2 separate regions of the Homo sapiens genome follow, and region 2 is linked to region 1. The links are chromatin loops, found by intact Hi-C in ENCODE. Cell type or tissue: mammary epithelial cell. All regions are shown on one strand. Each heading gives the region's core, and the rest is flanking DNA. Links, peaks and the distances in the headings are about the cores only.

What was found. Peaks named below come from ENCODE experiments on the same cell type or tissue, not always from the same donor. Only the 100,000 strongest peaks of a DNase experiment are listed, where the experiment ranks them.
Region 2: it touches region 1 in a loop (9-fold over the local background); 5 of 110 quality-filtered maps call a loop at or near these places.

What each region holds. Positions count from the first base shown.
Region 1 is chr3:101,862,635-101,865,553 of GRCh38, forward strand. No RefSeq gene overlaps it. Among named protein-coding and RNA genes, the nearest start is that of NFKBIZ, 15 kb to the left of the region's middle. In mammary epithelial cell, for the core only: no CTCF peak of the experiment used is centred there; DNase peaks (open chromatin) are centred at 367 and 1,297.
Region 2 is chr3:102,191,496-102,194,414 of GRCh38, forward strand. No RefSeq gene overlaps it. Among named protein-coding and RNA genes, the nearest start is that of ZPLD1, 240 kb to the right of the region's middle. In mammary epithelial cell, for the core only: no CTCF peak of the experiment used is centred there; a DNase peak (open chromatin) is centred at 1,236; H3K27ac peaks cover 2,500 bases.

The DNA.
Region 1 (2,919 bases), core at 90-2,589:
TGGACTCATTAAGGAAAAAAATCAGGCAGTCTGTCTTTGCAAAGGACTGTTAGTGCTGTAGTTTGATATTGACTAAGGAATCCCTACAAGAGTCAGAGACCAAATCTTCCAGCTCAATTTGTTAGTCAAATCAGTAACATTTAATATCCTTTCTATATTTTTACTTAATCAGGACAGGAAAATTTCCTCAAATGTCTCTGACTTTTAACAAATGTCAACTTAAACATACGACCACTAACTTCCATTTTCTGATAACCTCAGTTGTTCTGTATTGAATACGACCTCAGAGAGAAATCAGCTTCAGTCACTGGCTAAGTTTGTGATGGTTCCTCTGAGATCAGGCCTGGGTACAAGGTTTGAGATTACTTGTAACCATGCTACTAGGTTTTGGCTATACCTGCTGGTGCCCTGGATTAATCCTTGAGAGAAGGGGAGACACTGCCTTATTAGTCATCAGAGGCCCTGCACCTAGCACAGTATCTGACACATTGTAGACATTCAATAAATAGTTCCTAAGTTGAATTTAATTTCAACACTTTGTAAAAATTTTTTTTCTTGGCATATTTTATTCTTCAGTGTATAAATATTTTTATTATCTACATACAGTTTATGACTTAATCCAGTACTTTTATGCTTCAAGCCTTTGGAGTCTGTGCAGACCCAGAAACATTGCATGGGTGGCACATTTCTAGGAGGGGTAAGATTGGTTGTTTTTGTTTGTGTGTGTGTTTGTTTTTTTTGAGACGGAGTCTCGCTCTGTCGCCCAGGCTGGAGTCAGTGGCAAGATCTTGGCCCACTGCGGCCTCCACCTCCCAGGTTCAAGCAATTCTTGTGCCTCAGCCTCCTGAGTAGCTGAAATTACAGGCACGCACCACCACACCTGGCTAATGTTTTTGTATTTTTAATAGAGATGGGGTTTCACCATGTTGGCCAGGCTGGTCTCGAACTTCTGGTCTCAACTGATCTGCCCACCTCAGCCTCCCAAAGTGCTGGGATTACAGGCATGAGCCATCACGCCCAGCTGATTGTAGATTCCTCTCAAAATGTGTCTTGCTTTTTCCTTTGTACTCCTTGTCCTCTGGCCTGTTGTCCCTGCTCTCTCCATCACACCATTCCCCTTGCCTGTCAGCTCAAGAGGGTTTGGGGGTGAGATAGTGCAGCTGCTGAGTGCCCTAGGTTCAAAGTTTCAGTCTTTGGTCGACATTAGTATCTTATGTGAAGCTTGTTAAACATGCAAATACTTAGGCCCCACCCCAGGTTTCCTGAATCAGAATCTCCAGGATTTTCAGGGCTTCTGGCAGATTATATGTGGTGATTCTAATGCAGTTTTAGTCTAAATTAATTAGGAAATGCAGACTTTGGAGAGTAGCTGTGGTTGGGCAGTAGCCATATGGTGGTAACAGAATGGGTTTCTGGAATGCGTATGGGGATGAAGTGGCAACTGATGAAGATGTGCAGTGTGCCAGGCACGTTGGATCCTATGGTATAGAAACTAGCTTTGAAGATACAATCATGAGTCACCTTATTTTTTTTTCCTGCTTTCAGAAATCACTTTTCTAAGGTGATTCTGGTGTTTAAGTTTCTCAAGTATATTAGTTTCCTAGGACTGTCTAACAAATAACCACAAACTTGGTGGCTTAACTCGGAGAAATTCATTTTGTCATAGTTCTGGAGGCCAGAATTCTGAAACCAAGGTGTTGGCAGAACCATGTGCCCTCCAAAGGCTCTAGGTGGAATTCATGCCTTCTATTCCAGCTTCTAGTGACTCCAGGTGTTCCCTGCCTTGTGGCAATATAACTCCAGTGTCTGCTCCATCTCCACATGGCCTTCTCCTCCCTGTGCCTCCTCTCTGTATATCTCTTACAAGGACTCTTACCACTGAATTTAGGGGCCACCTGAGTAATCCAGGATGACCTCATCTCAATTTTATTTATTTATTTATTTTTGAGGGGGAGTGTGCAATGGTGCCATCTTGGCTCACTACAACCTCCACCTCCTGGATTCAAGTAGCCTCCCGAGTAGCTGGGATTACAGGCATGCACCACCACACCTGGCTACACACCTGGCTAATTTTGTATTTTTAATAGGGACGGGGTTTCACCATGTTGGTCAGGCTGGTCTCGAACTCCTGGCCTCAGATTATCCGCCCACTTTGGCCTCCCAAAGTGCTGGGATTACAGGTGTAAGCCACGGCACCTGACCTTTTTTTTTTTTTTTTTTTTTTGAGACGGAGTCTAACTCTGTCACCGAGGCTGGAGTACAGTGGCACGATCTCAGTTCACTGCAACCTCTGCCTCCCAGGTTCAAGCAATCCTCCTGCCTCAGCCTCCCAAGTTGCTGGGATTACAAGCGTGCTCCACCATGTCCAGCTAATTTTTGTATTTTTAGTAAAGACGAGGTTTCATCATTTTGGCCATGACGGTCTCGAACTCCTGACCTCAAGTGATCTGTCTGCCTCGGCCTCCCAAAGTTCTGGGATTATAGGCATGAGCCACCACGCCCGGCCTCAGTATTCTAAATTGTACAAAGACTTTTTTTCCAAATGAGGTCACATTCACAGGTTCTGAGGATTAGGATGTGGACATATCTTTGGGCAGCCTTAACTTAAAACTTACTACACCAGGAAAGAGGATTTATAATAATTTCTGTTATCATTATTTCTCTTAAAAAATGAGTAAGATTAATATTTCCTTTTTTAAAAAATCATTTTATCATGGTAAGAACATTCTATTTTCTTACGAAATTGTAAAGTGTACAATAATAGGGACAATGTTGTACAATAGATCTCTAGAACTTATGAATATTTCTTTCTGAGCAATCCTATAGCCTGTCTTCAGAATCTATGGTATCTTTTACATATTATTATTGATCTAATGTATGGTAAAATATCTCTATTTCATTTATTAGCTATAATACTAA
Region 2 (2,919 bases), core at 223-2,722, 330 kb after region 1:
TGTCAACTTGGAGAGAGAGATCAGGTTAATTCTTATTAAATATCTAACATATAGAAGGCATGCTCATCTCATGAGGGCATTCCTCACCTCACAATGCCCCCTTTCCCAGCCCTTCTCTTACCTGTACCCTAACACTTGTGATTTCCACATAAACAGGCGCTTTGTCTGTCTTGTTCACTGTTGAATCCCCAGTGCTTAGAACAATGTCCAGCCCCCAGGAAGTACTCAATAAATTACCCATTTTAAATTAATAAATGAATTAGCTTAAACTGGGAAAAATATTGAAGTTGTTGAATGACAGACTTAGGACCTTAAAGAGATCTACTAGAATTATAAGTTGAATCTACCATGATAAAATGTAATGGGGAAAAAATGAAAAACCCCACCCTTAGGTCAAAAATCAACTATACAATGTCCCAGATGAAGAGAAACAACTTGGCAATATCTTACGTGAAAATTTGTTCGACAGTAAACACAACATAAATCAGCAATGTGCTATGATTGGGATAAAAATTTAATATGATTGTAGGCCATGTTAATTTAGATATAATATCTAGAATAGAGAAGGTAATAGCACTTGTTTATGTTGATATCAGGTGGTACTTGGAGTAGTATATTCTATTCTTCTATAGTGGTTACTAAACTCAAAAAAAGATATAAGAAATTAAGAGTGTGTTTAATGGAGACTAGTCAAGGCTATGAGGGAACTCAGAAAGTGCAGGATAATTGGTAACATTGAGGACAGTTTTAGGCAGCCCAAGAGAAGGTTCAGTGAGCTTCAACCTCCATGTATCTGAGGAGGAGCTATTCTTTGGAAGAAGTATCATATTTGTTCTTTGTGTTTTCAGGGGCCAAACCTAGGGCAAATGTGTGGAGATTTCAGGAAGACACATGTTATCTCATCAAAAAGAAAGAGTTCTTGGTTGTCTGAGCTGCACTGAGCCTCATGGAGAGTAAGTCTTCTGCTTCTGGAAGTTTTCAAACAGGTTGCAAAAGACTGCAGGCTCAAGTATCCAGCTGAACTTGAGGATGTGTAAGATATATTCAGTAGAGATAAGTTGTGTCGGCAGATGGGGGCTGCTAGGAGAAAGCACATTTTCACTGATTTCAGGGCCAGCCCAACATTAGAATTCTTTCTCATGAACCGCACTGCTGGGATACAATTTAAGAGTATTCTCATTTACCTGGTCTGGCTCTGTGAAACCTGCGTAATGTAACTCAGATCACCTGGAATTTGTAAGGAGGTGCAATTATTCATTTAACAACTATTTATTGAGCACTGGCTCTGTGTACTGAAGTACTTGCTAGAGGTTGAGGTAGAATAATAAACAAGATTCATTTCCTGTCCTTAGGAACCTTAAAGGTATAGTGCCCACAGGACCTCTGCTCTAAAGACTAATATTTCAGCTTGGAGGCTCCATTCTCAGACTTGACTGAGCATTTGGTTCACTGCCTTGTATAATTTGTGTGCTTATTGGTTCTCCACATGGACTAGCATTTCCTTGAATTCAGGGATTATTTCTCATTGTTTAACTTTAGCACAATCTCAAAGCACAGTGGTTGGCATAATAGCTGGTATTCAATAAATGTTTGTATAAACAAAACAAACTATACAGATCACTGCCCTGCAAATGAGTTGAGAACAAGAATATATCCTAGGAAAGTTCGGTGGAGGGACAGTGTCTTAAAAAACTGAAGGAATCATTAAAAAGTCTTCTAGGCCTTGGGGATGGGGGCAAGAATGGGGTGGGGATTGGGTGGGAGTTGACAAATCCAGATTGGCTCCAAGGATGATGAAATCTGGGCCACAGAACCACTAGACAGGCCATGACAACAGCCTGGGTTATGGGAAATGGGTAATGTTGGTCTTTACTAAGGGGTCGCACCAGCCTTGGGAATCACTTAGTGTAACATATCATTCAGTACCAAATCACACATAGAAGAATGTGTTATGGAAATGTCAGAACTTCCAGTTGAGTCATTTAGAGAGAGGAAGAGGAGCAAGTAGTTTCAGAGAGGTCTGAAGCTTGGTTTTAAGTTAGGGAAGTGCTTTTCTTATTGCAGGGAATGTGGCTGGGCTCAGAGGGTCAATTCAGACCAAAAGGGGAGTCTACTAGCTCAAAGATGTGAGGTTAATTCTAATAAGCAGCATTTGGAAGAAGCTGAAGATCCTACAGGATCTGGAAGCCAGGTCTCCCTTGGACAAAGGGTCTGCTCAATGTAGTCTAGCATTCAAAATAGACAAGATTGTGGCAAGAAGAAACCAGAACTGACTGCCAAGCTGAGCCAGCCAGGTTGATCCAGGTGGACACTTACATTTGAATAAACAACATATGTTTTCATCTTAATCAATTTTTACATTTTGAATTTTATTTTATTTTCTCACATTTGTAAACATTCATTTTTCACAATTCCAGACTTAGTGAGTCTTTTTATGAGAGTGTGTGGGGCTAGGAGTGTGATCTCTGGGCTATGGAGACACATTTTTATGTCTGACATTTAGATCTGTCACTTATTTGCTGGGTGTCCCTGAGCAAGTTTCTTCACCTTCCTAAGCTTTAATTTCCTTGTTGTAAAGTAAGGGTGATGATAGTACTTACCTCATAGATTTCTTGAGAAAATTAAAAAATGTCTGTAAAGTCTTAACATAGCATTTGAGTTCCATAAATGTCAACTCTGTGGTTATTGATGTTACTACGGTGAAGAGGCAAGAGGGCACTGTGACGATTGCTGCCTCCAAGCTGAAAGAAAGACGATCCTCATATTTGAGAAGGAAGAAGAGATAAGAAATTCTGCTTTGGGCATGTTGAGTTTAACGAGTCAGTGGGAAATCCAGGTTGCATAAGGGTCCAGAAGTCAGGAACGGATAGGGCTAAATATTTGAATATATGCATCAAAATGCAGAGGTGGTGGGTAAAA